Regions from separate parts of the Homo sapiens genome. Here region 2 is linked to region 1. The links are chromatin loops, found by intact Hi-C in ENCODE. Cell type or tissue: CD14-positive monocyte. All regions are shown on one strand.

Region 1 (8,000 bases):
CATTATTCTATTCATGATGGTGAAGCCTTCATGGCTTAATCACCTCTTAATGGTCCCACCTCTTAATACCATCACAATGGCCATTACATTTCAACACAAGTTTTGGAAGTGCAGTGTTTTGATTATTTGTCCCCTTCAAAAAGTATGTTGAAAAGTCTCAATGTAGCAGTATTAATAGGTGGGGCCTTTAAGAGGTCAGTGAGTCATGCGGGTTCTGCCTTCATGAGATTAATCCATACATGAATTAATGGATTAATGGGCTATCACAGGAATGAGTCTGTTTAAAAGCCAGCGTGGCTCTCATTTTCACACCCTTGCCATGTGATGTCTTGAGCCATACTGGGATTCTCCAGAGAGTCCCCACCAGCAAGAAGGCCTTCGCCAGATGTGGCCACTCAACCTTGGATTTCCTCAGAACTGTAAGAAATGAATTTATTTTCTTTATAAATTATCCAGTCTCAGTTATTCAATTTTAGCAACAGAAAACAGAGTAAGGCAGGAGGGGGACATTCAAACCACAGCATTCCAACCACGGCCCCCCCAAAACTAATGTTTTTCTGACATACAAAATGCATTCATTCTATCTTGATGCCCCAGAAGTCTTAACTCATTTCAGCATCAACTCAAAAGTCCAAAGCCCAGAGTCCCATCTGAATTAGAAATCGGGGAGACTCAAGGCATGATTCATGCTGAGGCAAATTCCTCTCCAGCTATAAACTGTGAAATTAACAAGCTACATGCTTCCAAAATACAATGGTGGGACAGACATAAGATAGACATTCCCATTCCAAAAGGGAAGAATAAGCAAGAAGAAAGAGATAATCTGCTTTGACTCCATGTCCTGGGCACTCTGGGGCAGGAGTTGGGTTCCCAGGAACTCAGGCATCCTTGCTCCTATGGCTTTGCTGAGTTCAGTCTACCTAGCAGGTCTCACGGGTTGGAGTGTGGCACCAGCAGCTCTCCCAGGTTAATATTTCAAGCTGGTAGCTCTACAGTTCTGGGGTCTCAGAAATGACCCTGGCTCCGCTAGGCACAGCACAGCCCCTGCAGCAGCTCCAACTCCACATTTAGACTCAGCATTGCCCGAATAGAGCTCCCTGTGATGGCTCTGCCTCCATGACAAGTCTTTGCCTGGGCCCCCAGGTAGACTGTGACAGCCTTTAAAATCTAGGTGGAGGTCACTGTGCCCCACAGCTCTTGCATTCTACATGCCTGCAGAATTAGCACCATGTAGATGCTGCCAATGTCTACAGCTTACACCTTTTGGAGCAGTAGATTGAGCCACAACTGGGGCCACTTGAACCACAGCTGGAGCAGTGGAGAATCACTGCACCAGGATGTAAAAACAGAGACCCAATGTGGCCCTGGACAGTGAGCCTGTAGAGGGCATCCAGGCCCATCCCCAAAAACCATTCTGTCCTCTGAGAGCTCTGGACCTGTCATTGAGGGCAGCTTTGAAGATCTCTGAAATGCCTTTGGGGTCATTCTTCCACTGTCTTGATGAGCCCTTCCATCTGTACGAGTCTCCTTACCCAACGGTTTGTTGGCCACACCCTTGGTTTCCTCATGTGAACACATTTTCATTCTGTAAATGGTCAGGCTGAAAATTTAAAAAATTTTTCTGTTCTGCTTTTGTTTTAAATTATAAATTCCATCTTTAAGTCATTTTTCCCCTCTTGGATCTTACTATATGCAGTTAAAAGTAGCTGCACAACTCCTCCAATATTTTGCTTAGAAGTTTCTTCTACTGGATATTCTAGTCGGGCACTCTTAAATTCCACCTTCTGTAAATCCCTTGAGCATGGACACAATTTGACCACGCTCTTTGCCATTTCATAACAAGGATGCTCTTTACTCCAGTGTCCAAAAAGATACCCTCTTTTTCCACCTGAGACCTCATCAGAATGGCCTTTACACTCAGCATTTCTAACAACATTCTGATCATGGCCACTCAAGTAATCTGTAAGAAGTTTCATACTCTCCCTACAGCTCTCCTCTTCTTCTGAGCCCTCTCCAAAATTGTCCTTACTACTCTGTTTATGGAAATGTAGGCTTTTTCTAGCCTACTCTTCCAAATTTTTTCAACCTCTATCGATTGCCCAGTTCCAAAGCTACTTTCACATTTTCAGGTATTTGTTATAGTAACAGCCTCAATTCTCAGTACCAACTTTCTAACCATTTTGTGTTTCTATAAACACAGGTTGGGTAATTTATAAAGAAAAGAAATATATGCTCACAGTTCTGAAGGCTGGGAAGTCCAATATCAAGATGCTGGCATCTGGTAAGGGCCTTTGTGGTGTGTCACCCCCATGGCAGAAGGTGGAAGGCAAGACAGCATGAGAGAGCAAGAGAGCAAGAGGGGGTCAAATTCACTAGTACAAGCAGCCTACTCTCATAAAACTAACCCACTCCGGCAGTAACAACATTATTCAATTCTTGAGGGTGGAGCCCTCGTGGCCTCATCACCTCTAAATACTGTCACACTGGCAATTAAATTTTAACATGAATTTTGGAGGGGACATTCAAACCACAGCACTCTCCAAACCTCTCTTAGCATCTTCTATAAGCCTCTAGTTTACAATATGCCAAATGCCACTATGGCCCCTTGTTTGAAACATGTTTGTCTCCCCAGTCACTGAGCTTTCTGAAGGCAGCAACAGCCTTTCATCCCAGATCCTCTTTCTGGCTGGACCCCTCCCCTGGCTCCACCCCAACCTAACATGCCTTCCAGGCACCTGTGTCACTCTGGAGGCGGAAGAGCACAGGCAATTACCTGTGTGATGTGTTTTTCCATCTTTGTTTCATTGCCTTCATCAACCTTCTGATCAAGGTAGCCAGAAGCTGCTGTATGATCAAGTGAAAAAATAAAATCTCAGAATTATTAATCACTTCTAATGTGCTGGGCACCCTGATAAGAAATTTATGTATGCCAGTTTAATTAATTCTTGCAACTATTATCGCTATTGGATTTCTATCATCTCCACTTTACAGATGCGGAAATGGAAGCTGAGGGCAGGTAATAGGAATATTGCCTGAGGTTCCACAGCCAGGAAGAGAAGCAGTGGAGCCAGGAGCCCAGCCTCTGTTAACTTCTAGCAAAATGGCTCAAGGAAATATCAGCACAAACCTGGTTCTTGGCTGGCTTCTCCTTTTCACCGGTGGACAAACTGGTGGAAAAGTGGAGGGTCCTGTTTAAAAGAGAGTAGTTTAGTTAAATCACTGAGTTTTATTTCCTCCCACCAAACTATGAGTTGTTATGGTAAGATCCCTGAGTCAATGCCAATCTTCTACAGTCCTGGGAGCTTAAATACACTTGGCAAGCAACACCAAGTTATACAGTTTCCAATACTTAGAGGTATCTGTGAATGCAGATCTTAATGCAGTATATTCTTCTGGGGCTGCATTTTCTGTCTGAAACAGAGAATGTATCTTAGATGATGTGCTTAGCATAGAACATGCTTCATCTCAGGACTCAGTTAGGATAACAACAAGGCAGGCACATTGGCCAGTGTCAAGTGTGAAGGTCCAATTTAGGCCCTTACTGTGTTGAAGGCCGCTGGGCAGATGCCAGGACAGACACAGAGGCCAGGCTCCAGCACAGCGTCAGGGGAAGTCCATGCCAGGGTGTACTTGATCTGATCTCCCACATAACATAAATGATCCTAGAGACGAAGGTCCTGCCAAGAGATCTCCAGGTGACTCCAGGAGTCCTTGAGGCTGTGAATCTTTGCACCATACTTTAAATTTCTACAAAGCCCCAAATGCCTGTCGCCTCCTCAGCTCCTTTTGTAAAGGAACATGGGTAAACCATGGACCATTAAGAGTAGACAAAGTTTTGCCAAGTCCTTGGTGCTATGTAGGGAAGAGCTTCTCAGAATGTTCTACTGGGTCCCTCTAGCTGTGGAGTAGGGCAAATGAGCACCGGGGGTCTGGAGGGATAACCCGAAGCAGCCCCATAACTTGCATGGAATGTTTTTGAAGTCTTGTATTTATCTTAATAATTCATGAGAATTTTACATTTCTTTCCATGCTATACCCATGTCTATTTTATATTAAATGTAGCATTAATAATTGCCCGAAACCTGAAAAAAATGGTGCCCCAGAAAGCTGTACCCACAGTTCTCCTGTAGCTGCCCTGGGGGAACATAGGCCCCAGTTCAAAAGCACCGATGTATGGCATTAATCTCACTGATTATTCTAGAACCTTCTCTGGCCCACACTTAGAAAAACCACAGGCAGCCAGGGGCTTGAACCTAAGCAACATGCACACAAGTTCAGACCCAACAAAGGGAAGAATTTCCAGGAGAGATTTGTGCATAGGCTCAAGAAGCCTTTTAGAAAATGAACAAACAAAATATCTCATCATAAGTCAGGGACACCTAATATTTTGGATTCTCTGAACACTGATGTAGTCTACAGAGATCCTCCTCAGAAAAAAAAAAAAAAAACCACAAAACATTTCTTAGGTCTGTGTGTCCTTTAGAGATTTCTAGCGACCTGAGACCATCTGTGGGTCCCTAAGAATATAAAGATTCCCACTGAGATCCTTTGTGCAAAGGTCCCTTGTAGAGGGCATATGTTTTCTTTAAATGTTTTGAGCCAACGTCTAAACATTGAGAAAGTTCACACTGTTGTCTGGATCCTGGAGACTTGACAGCTTTGGACCTACATGATCTCATGGCTCCATGGAGGGGAGGAGCTGCCGCTGCCCCTGCAGCTGGGATTCCCTGTCCCCTCTGCCACACCACCCCCATTCCTCCTTCACAGAACCCGCCGGCCCCTGTGGCCGCTGAACTGGTGACTTGTCATGCCATTAGGTCATCGTCGGGGACATCAGGCCCTGACAGTGGCCAAGAGCCATCTGGAGTCCATGCTAGTCATCACGTGCCCCAGCTGACCTTCCACCCAGACCTGCTGCAGGGCTGTGGCTGGAGAAAAGCTGGGTCAAAGAAGCGGAAGAATCTACAGATACATCCAGTACTAGGAGCATTGGTTGCAGTGGAGGAGTTCAATTCCCCATATGGGGAATATTCTCCCCACTCCACTTGGAATGGAGCCATGAGGGTGAGTGGAGAGTCAGAGTCTGCCGCAGCCTTGGGGCAGAAACAGCTTCCCAGACAACATCGGCACCTTCCCTTGGGACGGTGGTGGCTGCAGCAACAAATTAACACAAATAGGGTGACTTAAAACAACAGAAATGTATTGTCTCACAGTTCTAGAGGCCAGCAATCTGAAGTCAAAGGGTCCACAGGGCCATGGCACCCTCTGGAGACTCAAGAGGAGAATCTGCCATTTGCCGCCTCCAGCTTCTGGTCTCTCCAGGCATCCACTGGCTTGCGGCTGTGTCACTCCAATCTCTTCTTTCTGTCTGTGTTTTCTCTTTTGTCTCTTCTGAAGACTCCTGTCATTGGATTTGGGGCCCACCTAATCAATCCAGGATGATCTCATCTGCAGATCCTTCCCTTAATTATATCTGAAAAGATGTTTTTTTTCCAGATGAAGTCACATTCACAGGTACTCGGGATTAGGACTCGGACGTATCTTTTGGGGGTCACCATTCAACCCACTACCCAGCTTCTTAGCCACTGGCATACGTCATAGGCAACAGCAGCCCCTAATAACAAGTATCAGTCATGGTGGTGGCTTTGCCAGTGTTCATGGTAAAAAGTGCCCTCCATGAGCCAGACCTGAGTGGGGAGGAGAATACAGAACCACATCGCAACTTGACTTGGATGCCCTTGGTAATGAGCATGAGAGCCCAACCGGAGGACACCAAGAGGTCTCTGGGAGAGATGGAGGCACATGAAAGAGGTCCTGGAAGAGTCAGTAGGGGCTGAGCCTGATTTTTTTTTAACATGCTGTGACCTATTTGCACCCCAAGGCTGCTGAGGCCTGGGGAAGTGCTTAATTTGCACAGCTGCATCCTCATGAGAGCCCTGGTCTCATCTGAGTCCACCTGCCCATGCCCCAAATCCAAACCAGTGTGTTCCACTCTCATGCTCTGCCAACCAGTATGAGGTGAGCCATCCAACACTCACTGAGCATTTCCCGTGTGAAGTTCCCATGCTGGGGTACCCCTCTCCCTAGAGCTCTAGATGGAGAGACAGAGAGGCATTCTCCAATCACCTGGGAAAAGTCAGTTAGGTGTGGATGCCAGAGGTTTTCATCGTCCTATTCCTGTCCCTTATTTAAAAAGTGAGTGGGCTCTGTGTTCACTGTCCCCTGGTGGGATGCAGTAGAAATAAAGGCAGAAATTGCCCAGCTTTGGTCTTCTGGAAGTCTAAGCCCCTGGGGGATTTCAGAGAATCTACTGAGCTGGCAAAATAAAAGGGCTTAGGGGTATGTATTAGCCCATTATTGCTATAAAGAACTACCTGAAACTGGGTAATTGATTAAGAAAAGAGGTTTAATTGATTCAGTTCTGCAGGCTTAACAGGAAGCATGACTGGGAGGCCTCAAGAAACTTACAATCATGGCGGAAGGTGAAGGGGAAGCACGTTTTACCATAGTGGAGCAGGAGGGAGAGAGAGACAAGGGGAAAGTGCCACACACTTTTAAATGATCAGATCTCATGAGAACTCACTATCACGAGAACAACAAAAGGGGAAGTCCACCCCCCATGAGCCAATCACCTCCCACCAGGTCCCTCTCTCAACACTGGAGATTACAACTCAACATGAGATTTGGATGGGGACACAGAACCAAATCAGATCAGAGTAGAAACAAAAAATACTGGACCAATAAACAGAAGGAACATTTCCCCAGATCAGGCAATTTTCCCCAGGTCAGGGAGATATTCTCCTGGGGTGTGGGGAGGAGACTGGGATAGCTCAGCAAGGTCCCAGGAAGGCGGCAGCTGCCTGGTCCTCTTAGGTACTTGAGAAAGGTATCTTCACCCCAAATGGGGCTTTGAACCTCAGGCCTAATTGCCCCAAGGGCCAGTCAATGGACTGTAATGTATATAGACTGATGATGAGGCCCAATGAGGACCAGAGGATCCACTCCTGCCCCCACCCCACTCAGCAGTTCCACAACCTACATATGTCCCTGAGACCATGATCTGGTCACAGAGTAAGGAAAGTGCCTTGGTTTGCTAGGGCTGCCCCAACAATTCCACAGACTGGGTGGCTTCAACAACAGACTTTTTTTTTTGTAGCACTTCTAGAGGTCAGAAGTCCAAGATCAAGGTGTCACTTGGCTATTTCTGAGGCCTCTCTCCTTGGCTTGTGGATGACTGTCTTCTGCCTGTGTCTTCACATGGGCTTCTCTCTGTGCCTGTCTGTGTCCTAATATCCTCATTACAACACTGATCATATGGATTTAGGGCCCACTCTAATGATCTCATAGTAACTTAATTGCCTCTTTAGTGGTCCTGTCTCCAAATACCATCACATTCGGAGGTACTGGAAGTTAGAACTTCAACAGAAGAATTTTAGGAGTCCGAATTCAGCCCTTTACAAAGAGGAACTTTCAGGAAATGATCCAGCTTGGTGAAGAAATGGTTCTCTTGAAATAAAATTTAAGTAAATAAAAAACACAGATTTCTCTTTTGTACACACCTCGGGATGTGGACTGATTCATGCCTACTGGCCCCCACAGGTGCCTTTTCCCCAGGCAGGAAGGTACAGATCCTGGGAGGGGCATGATTGTGTTTTTGTTTTTTATTTTTTAAAGGAAATCTCCAGGTGATTTTCAGTCCCTCCCACAGAGGCCCACTGCTGTGCCAAGTGGGCACAGGGCAAATCCCAAAGCTCTTGCTCAGTTATAAGACAAATAGTCAGTAGGTGCCTTCTATAGGCGAAGCGTTGTGCAAGGCACCTGGAGGAAAACTAAAGTATGTGGCCTGCCCTTACCTGTTATATACAGCAAGGCGCTCGGTCAAAGCAAAGAAAGCCCAAAGGCATTCCCAAGCTTGGTGCTCCAGACCTCCCTGTGCACTCACATGCCTGCGCTCTTTACTCTCATCCAGGTTCTTTCTCCCTCCCTAGATCTGCTAAGAA
Region 2 (8,000 bases), 66 kb before region 1:
ACAATGGAGATTTTATGTAGTTATTTCTTTGTGCTTTCAGGGCATGGCCCAAGGTATTCTTCAAGCAATATGTATTGAATCCACAGGCACTGACATGAAAGGCATAATTTTTGCTATAATTACATCTTTACTTTCACCATGAACTTACATCTACCTCATCCTGCAAACGCACAGCAGAGACCTTTTTATCTGAAGTCTTTTGAAAATATGTGTATGTGAAAATGGCTAACTGGTGTGTTCTCTCCCTTGGTGAATATTACAAAGTGATAGATTGGCTGCTAGAATTGCGTAAGTGGGGTTATTAAGGAGGGAGACATCTTATTAAGGAGTGACAAGAAACAGGGAACCATGTGCTTAAGATATAGAAGTTGTGTAAACCCAACAGAGGAGAAATAGAAAACATGCAGGTTATTTTGGAAAGAAGAAAATGAAGACACTTGAAATAAAACAGAAAAGTAAATACGGAGCCAGCAGGGTTCAGCATGGGAGTGTGGGCTGGAAGTCTGATTCTGAGGAAGAAAACAAGGGGAAAAAATAAAAGAAAGAATATACTGCAATCCCAGGCTAGAAAGGGGTGATTTGATCCATGGAGCAGCAAATGCAGAAAACAACAAAATTAGCATCATTTCAGTCTCCTTCAAACGCTATGTCTAGATCTGGCTTGTGTTAGCATACCTGTGGCAATAAAGGTATTTGGCTCTGAATGTGTTTTAAATTTTAAATTGAAGAGAATTTTCTAACATTTACCCATTTTAAAGATGAAATATTATAGGACTAAAACTTGTAAGGGCCACTTTTCTGTGATTACAATCAAGCGAATTTCATTGCAGCTGGGAGCAGCCTATGCCAGTATATGGCATTTCAGAGTCTAGGGCTGCATAAGGATATGTACATTTAAACATGAATTGTATAATTATGGATATTAACATGTCTAGTCCAATATCCTGGGAATGTTCCCTAAATGATACTTTCTGCACAGCACTTTGCTTAGTTTTCAGTATCTGAAGAAATGGTCTGACTTGCTAGCCCTGTGGTTGGTAGAAATGTATATTTGATGGGTTTTTAAATCAACTCTCACTCAGATTTTGAATAGTCAGGCTTTAACCCTCAGTGATCTTCACCAAGTATATTCTTGCCAAGGGCTTACTCTGCAGGAGGCTGGGTGGTCCGTCTTATGTCGATTTAGAAGATATAAGTGACATCAAGGACTCAAGGAGCCTCCAGGCTGCTGCTGGACAGAGGTGTGGATAGGAAGACATGGAGGTAGAGAAACAGTAAAGAAAAACACCCAAAGCACAAGAAAGGCTGCAGTGTCCAGCAGAATGTGATGACATTGACATGAGAGGCCCTGACAAAGTTCCAGGGAAAGTCAGAGAGGGAAAGACCAGATCCCTTTGGGATGACTGTAAGAGGCACTGGGACATTTGAGATGTGCCTTGCAGAACAAGACGACTTCCAGGGTCAGGACGGGGAGAAGCCTTCAGAGCAGGAGGAGTTACCATGCACCAGCAGGAGGGTGCGGGAGGTCGGCAGTGTGCACAGGGGCTGAGCTTACTGCAGGGAAAGAATGGGAGAGTGAGGGCCACAGTCAGGACAAAGCTGGCAGCCAACAGTGCTGAGCACTCCTGAAAGGCCAGGCAGGGCTCTAAGTATTTCTTTTTGTTTGTTTGTTTGTTTATTATACTTTAAGTTCTGGGATACATGTGCAGAATGTGGAGGTTTGTCACATAGGTATACACGCGCCATGGTGATTTGCTGCACCCATCAACCCGTCATCTACATTAGGTATTTCTCCTAATGCTCTCCCTCCTCTAGCTTCCCACCCTGCTGACAGTACCCAGTGTGTGATGTTCCCCTCCCTATGCCCATGTATTCTCATTGTTCAATTCCCACTTATGAATGAGAATATGCGGTGTTTGGTTTTCTGTTCTTGTGTTAGTTTGCTGAGAATGATGGTTTCCAGCTTCATCCATGTCCCTGCAAAGGACATGAACTTATTTTTTTTATGGCTGCATAGTATTCCATGGTGTATATGTGCCACATTTTGTTTATCCAGTCTATCATTGATGGGCATTAGGGTTGATTCCAGGGCATTTGTGTTGGTTCCAAGTCGTTGCTATTGTGAACAGTGCTGCAATAAGCATATGTGTGCATGTGTCTTTATAGTAGAGTGATTTATAATCCTTTGGGTATATACCCAGTAATGGGATTGCTGGGTCAAATGGTATTTCTGGTTCTAGATCCTTCCATGGCTCTAAGTATTTCTTAATCCTCACACAGGCAGGCTTTCTTGCTAACCTCTTTAGAGATGAGGAAAGCAGGGTGCAGAGGTTAAGTAACACGCTGAGGACACAGGCTTCAGAGAGGGGTGAAGCTGGCCTTTGAAGCTAGGTTGTCCATCTCTAGAAGCCACACCCTTAAGCCTCTGCTGCAGGAGGTGGGAGTTAAACATAGGCAATGAGAAGTCATTGAATATTTTGGTTTTCTGGGTCCTGAGCTGCACTTTAGAAATACCAGTCTGGCAGTGATGATCAAGTGACTAATTCAAAGGGTATTTTGAGAGACTGAGTGAAAGGAATGAAGACCTGGACCAGCATGGTGGCTGTGGGAAGGGGCAGGAGAGACACCGGTGCAAGGGAGATTCAGCAGGTGGAATCTGGGGCTTGCACTGATTGGATACAGGAGTACAGTTGCTTAAAGAGGGAGAGGTGAGAGAATGAGGACGCCATTGTTAGGAAACAAAAATCAGGAGATGTAGCTGGATTTAGGGAGAATAATATGCCTTCAGTTTTGGATGAGTCAGTTCTGGACTGCTCTCATTCCAGGAGATGTTGGAAACAGAGACTGGATCCCTGAGGAGATGCTGTTAGTGAGCATTGATTAACACCATGGGACTCTGAATAGGCAGTAGGGTAACTCAGAGGATGCCAAGAGAGAATAGAAAGATATAATAAAGGAGGATGAGCACAAGACCTTGGGGAATATAATTACAAAGGATGGGGAAGAAGAAAAACCCACCACGCTGCAGGAGAGTGAACTCTCAGAGAGGCAGATAGATGAGCAATGAGTCTGCTGACCCACTGGTAACCAACAGTAGGAACTTTCTGAGGAAGACACAGTTAATGGCGCCACCCTTGACTCATATATCAGAGAAGAGGAGATGGAGGGAGTTGAAGGGAAGAAACAGTGGAATAGGAAGGCTTGGTAGCACCTTGCCAACTCAGTTCAGATGAAAAGCCTGAGAGAAACTGAGAGATTATCATTTGGCTGGCAGAGCAGAGTTCTCAGGGTCCTGGAAGCTGGCTGTCTTCAAGCCTATTAATGGTTAATGTTTCTCATGCTCTTTTTTGCTAAATTTGACAAACCTATTCCCCTTCCTCCTCAAAGTCAACTGAGTTATTCACTCAGTTAAATCTATCATGACTTAAAAAGTATATGCTTAGCTTGGAGAGGGGGTTACATCTGTTCTTGTAGTCACATAATTACTGGAGACATGAAGGAAGATTCCAGCAACTCAGGCGCCTTCTGAACAGGTTGAATACCTGGTTTTTATGAGCAACCCGCTTCAGTTTTCTGAGAAGCTCTGAGTAACTACAACTAAACAAGTCTATTCTTGAATATGTTTATAATAAAAAAGGAAAGATAATGCAGTTATTTGCTAATTGCTGCAATGATTAAAGCAAGATGTTTCAAGTTTATCCTTTCATAAGACCAGCAGCCTTTTGAACACAAACAGGATCTGACAAAGATAGTAATAATGAAAGCGGGAGAACAAGGAAACAATGCCAGTTTTCTTCAGAACAATCGGTTGCCACTGACTTCTAACCTACCTACAGTTTCAAGTTTCTTTGGCTGGGACTATATTCTGGTTTTTCAGTGCTGTACTGTGATTAAGCCAAACTTCAGCAAAAAAGGAAGTGCTGCATTGTAGCAGTATTGAAAGTTATGTAGGTGGATTTTTTAAAAAAAATATTACAGCCTAAATTTTCTTAGCAAAAGTCAAATGAGTAACAACACACAGTTTGGAAACATTTGGAGAGGAGAAAACAAATATCTGACAAGAGTACTTAAAATCTGAAAAAAAAAAAAAAAAAAAAAAAAAAAGAAAGTGGGAGGAGAGTGAGAAAAAGCCCCTGACAGGTAATGGTGGAAACCTGACAAATGGAAGGTCATTCTAATGAGAGAGGCGGCCTGGTCTCATGGAAAGAGACTTTGGCCTTTGGAATCTGACCTTCCTGGATGTGAATTCCAGGTGTGCAGACTCCTGGCAGCAATACTCTTGGGAAAGGTGCACTAATGTTCTGAGCTTCAATTTCTTAGTACATTATGGGGCATATGGGAAAGAGACAGAGGTGGGCTACTTCTCTCTCCACTCCAGGATGCCACCCTCCCACTGTTCCCCACCTTCCTTCTTCCCCAGGACCAGGCTGAGCTCAAGGCTTGTCCCTAAGGCAGCTGGTGAAGGAAAGGTTCGACTTGGTGGTAGAAGCCCTGGACTGGAGTCCCCACCTATGGGCTGAGGGATCCTCCACAAGTGATTCAACTTCTTAGTTTCTCACCTACAAAAGGCAGGGAAATTCCTGCCACAGGACAACAAGGAAGTTAAATGACATGATTTTTTGTGAAAGTGTTGTGGAAAGCACTTCTGTCTTCTATCTTATGAATCAGTAGGGAATGAGCATTCTCAAAATGACCAGAATGATTCCTAATTTCCTTTCTAAGGACCTGATTCCCTTTTCATACGTTCTTTTTGTTCTAAAAACAAAACAAAACAAAACTTACTTTGTAAAGAAAGCCTGAATTCCAGAGCCAGAGTCTGTCCGTTAAAAACTTTCAAGCTTTTTTTTTAAACTTATAAAAGGCGTTATACCCTATAGCCACTCAAACTTGTATAAACAAGAGTTGCAATGTGAAAAAACTCACTTGCTGGGTTTGCCTCTATGAACAACTATTGTTGTCAATGCAAATTGAATCCGAAATTACCCTTGTCATTGTTTTTTTCTGGGGTTGCTTCTTTCATTTCTGTTAAAAATACACAGAAACATTAAAAAAGTAACTATCTCCTCTGTTTTATAAGGAGAAGAAGGGATAAAGAAAAAGAAAATCAACTTGGCATGCAAGTGAGCCTTGCTCTGGAATTTGGGTGGGTCTAGGAAAAAGCACCGACCTCAGTGGAAAACATATATGGGTGTGTGGGAAATCCCTGTAAACTATAAATTGACTACACAGTGCTTAAGCTGGTGTGGAGAGAAACCACAATACTCTCTGAAACCAGAGAGGAGGGGACAGAGAGCAAGTTTTGCACGAGGAGAGCACAAAGTGTCCCTGGGAGACAGAGCTGCTGGTAATTCTTAGCAGGCTTAACTGGATCTATTGAAAGTGACCACTGTAAAACACCACTGTTGCACCCTGGGGTTCTCTGTGGGATGCCCCTACTTGTATCATGCAGGAACCCTATGGCCTGACTCTGCTTCACCCACACTTCTTCCCACCGCTCCCCAGCAAGGCCCCCCGCCCTGTTCAATTGCTCCTGTATGCTTCCCCACTTCACTGCCATTGCCTTTGCAGCTCCAATTCCTGGAAAGCATTCTTTCCCTTTTCTATTAGAATCTCATTATGTAGCTTCGAAGCCCTTCAAGGCCTGTCAAGACTCAGCTTTCCCTTCCCGATGGGGCCTTACCTCTTCTACACTTTCTAAATGTTATCTTCTCCAGGCTGAACAAAACCTAGTGTGTCTCTTTGCTACTAAGGACTAATCAGATGCTGTGTCCTGATTCATTCGGTGTTGGTGTATCCCATATCTCCAATCAGATTACGAGCCCCTGGAGGGCTGACAGCACGTTGGACTTGGCTGAGCTAGAATCAGCTCCCTTTTGCACCCTGAGCTGAGTGCATGCAGCTCAGCATTTGTAATCCTAGCCTAATGCAATGTGAAATTTATTATCTCTCTTTTTACAAATGAGGAAACTGAAGATCAGGGAGACAGTGTGACTTGTCCAAAGTCACTAGCCCAGTTGCCTTTCAGAAGGCATCTCACTCCATCTTCAGGATGACCCCAGGGGCTAGGCTTTCACACTTTAACTCCTCCTAGAAGGTCATAACCTGAAGATCTGAGATTTGAACCCAAGTCTGTCTGGCTCCTACCCTGTACCTTTCCCACTATAGCATATTGCCTCCCTATCACCAAAATGCCCAACACGAAGTTGAACATGGCATAATATCAAATGAACTTGTGATCATCCCGTTTTGTCAAAACTAAGAGAACATAAAAAAAAATCAGCAAATTTGACCAGAGCAGTGTATTTATGGCAAGACCAAGGCAAAACTTGATTCTGCATTCTTTGCATTATAGTAACAGACTGAAAAGGTTCATAAGTGTATTCATATTTAAGGGAGTGTGTAACTGTTCTACCTGGGTCAATGTAGAATTCCCTATACGTTGCATGCATCATCAGGAATTTCATATGCAGCAGATAGGCATACAGCCTGGTTTCTCCAACAGCCAAAGGCATTTCTGAGTGGCAACAACACTGATCTGGTGAAGCTGAGTCCATCTGGACATTGGGGAGCCCCAGGCCAGCAGGGTTTCTGCTAAGTGGACCTTTCCAAATCCTCTCAGGGACAAAACCTGGTTGGGCATCTTCAAGAAAAGATGCTCTTGTAAAGTTGGTGTAGCTGCTTAAATAAGCCCCGAATAGAGTCTAGTCCGTCTCTCTGTGCTTTTCTTTAAATTTCCCTTCATAGAAAGCTAAAACTTAAAGAGGTTTCAGAGAAGCTAGTCTGACCCCATCTCCCAGTATCATTGAGAAAACTGAAGCTCGGAGGGGCTGGGTCATTTGCCGGAGGTTTTGCAGGACACAGAAGAGCTTGTTCTCCTAATGTGGCCTAGAACTCTTCACCAGGCCTCCTCCTATCCCAGGTGGAAACTAAAGAGGAAAAGATGAAGCCAAACTCAGGCGGAAGCAACATAATTAAACTGGTTTATCGTTTGGCAACAGAGATCAGAGGAGTGAGTGGAAAGTGAAAATCAGTGAAACACTTGCAGTTTAAAAGAGGCATGCGATTCCTGCTTTTCCTAAGCAGTTGAAATGTGTTTATATGTCTTTCCTGGAGCTCTCTCATTGCTAATGTGGTCCTATAAGGGGAAGTCCTGGAGACTGAGCTGGGTGTATTTGAGTATTCTTCTCAATGGAAGGCAATGAGCTTGTGTGCTACACTGCTTAGGCCACACGATCCCCCAAGCCTGGGCTGCCAGACGTCGCCATCATTGTTCCATGCAGATCATGCCCATCCTGTGCAGAAGGTCACTATAGGAACACATGGCACAGGGAAGAAAACGCCCATAGAAATTCACATGGTGCTTGTCTAAACCGAAGGCAGGTGAGATCCACCCACTGTCATGGGAAGCTGCTAGCATGCTCCCATTTGTTTATAATAATTTCTCCACCGTTAGAGGCTGCTTTAAAAAGAAACGGCCAAAACCTGCGATCCGGTGCCACAATTGAGACAGAAAGCATGGGACCATGACAGTTTTAAGAATTACTAAAGTATGAGGCTTGACCAGATCATTTTTCCAAGGATCCAGAGCCCTTTAGAGAGAATTCAAGAGGGAGAATTTCTGGTGACTTCTACCACCTCTGAAGAATTAAAAAACTTACTTGTGCTGCTTTCCAGGCCTCTGTGGTAGTTAATTCTGCTTGGCAGTTTTTGTTGTCAAATAGCTTTTAAGAAATCTGGAGCTATCTCAGATATAAATACCTTAATGATGCCAGAGGACTGTCTTTCACCCATAAAAACTGAAGCCATGTGCCAGAAGCCCTCGTGGCTCAAGGGCTCTGTCCTTGGACACGGATGAGGGCAGCTGGGCGGTGGGACCGAGGCTCTGCCTGAATGCTCAGCTTCTGCAAGCTGGGGTGGAGAGTGTGTTCCTGCCTACCGGCTCAGCCAGCACAGGAGCACGTAGCCTGCAGGTGTGGGTTGTACACAGGCTTCCCCCTGCT

Evidence for each region. A loop is a pair of places that touch in the nucleus more often than their neighbours do. Peaks named below come from ENCODE experiments on the same cell type or tissue, not always from the same donor. Only the 100,000 strongest peaks of a DNase experiment are listed, where the experiment ranks them.
Region 2: a loop joins it to region 1, with 1.8 times the contacts of the local background. A loop is called at or near these places in 3 of 110 quality-filtered maps.

Annotation. Positions count from the first base shown.
Region 1 is chr21:38,330,189-38,338,188 of GRCh38, forward strand. It overlaps LINC01423 (long intergenic non-protein coding RNA 1423), which reads right to left. Exons shown (of 6, transcript NR_110545.1): 2 at 3,128-3,188; 3 at 2,774-2,844; 4 at 2,238-2,289; 5 at 1,533-1,600. Among named protein-coding and RNA genes, the nearest start is that of LINC01423, 12 kb to the right of the region's middle. RefSeq lists enhancers at 2,516-3,715, 4,818-4,987. In CD14-positive monocyte, CTCF peaks have their summits at 3,049, 3,396 and 3,927; no DNase peak of the experiment used is centred here.
Region 2 is chr21:38,264,474-38,272,473 of GRCh38, forward strand. All of the region lies in intron 1 of KCNJ15 (potassium inwardly rectifying channel subfamily J member 15), which reads left to right. Among named protein-coding and RNA genes, the nearest start is that of KCNJ15, 11 kb to the left of the region's middle. RefSeq lists silencers at 3,899-3,968, 5,399-5,448. In CD14-positive monocyte, no CTCF peak of the experiment used is centred here; DNase peaks (open chromatin) are centred at 3,098, 3,888 and 4,618; H3K27ac peaks cover 3,496 bases.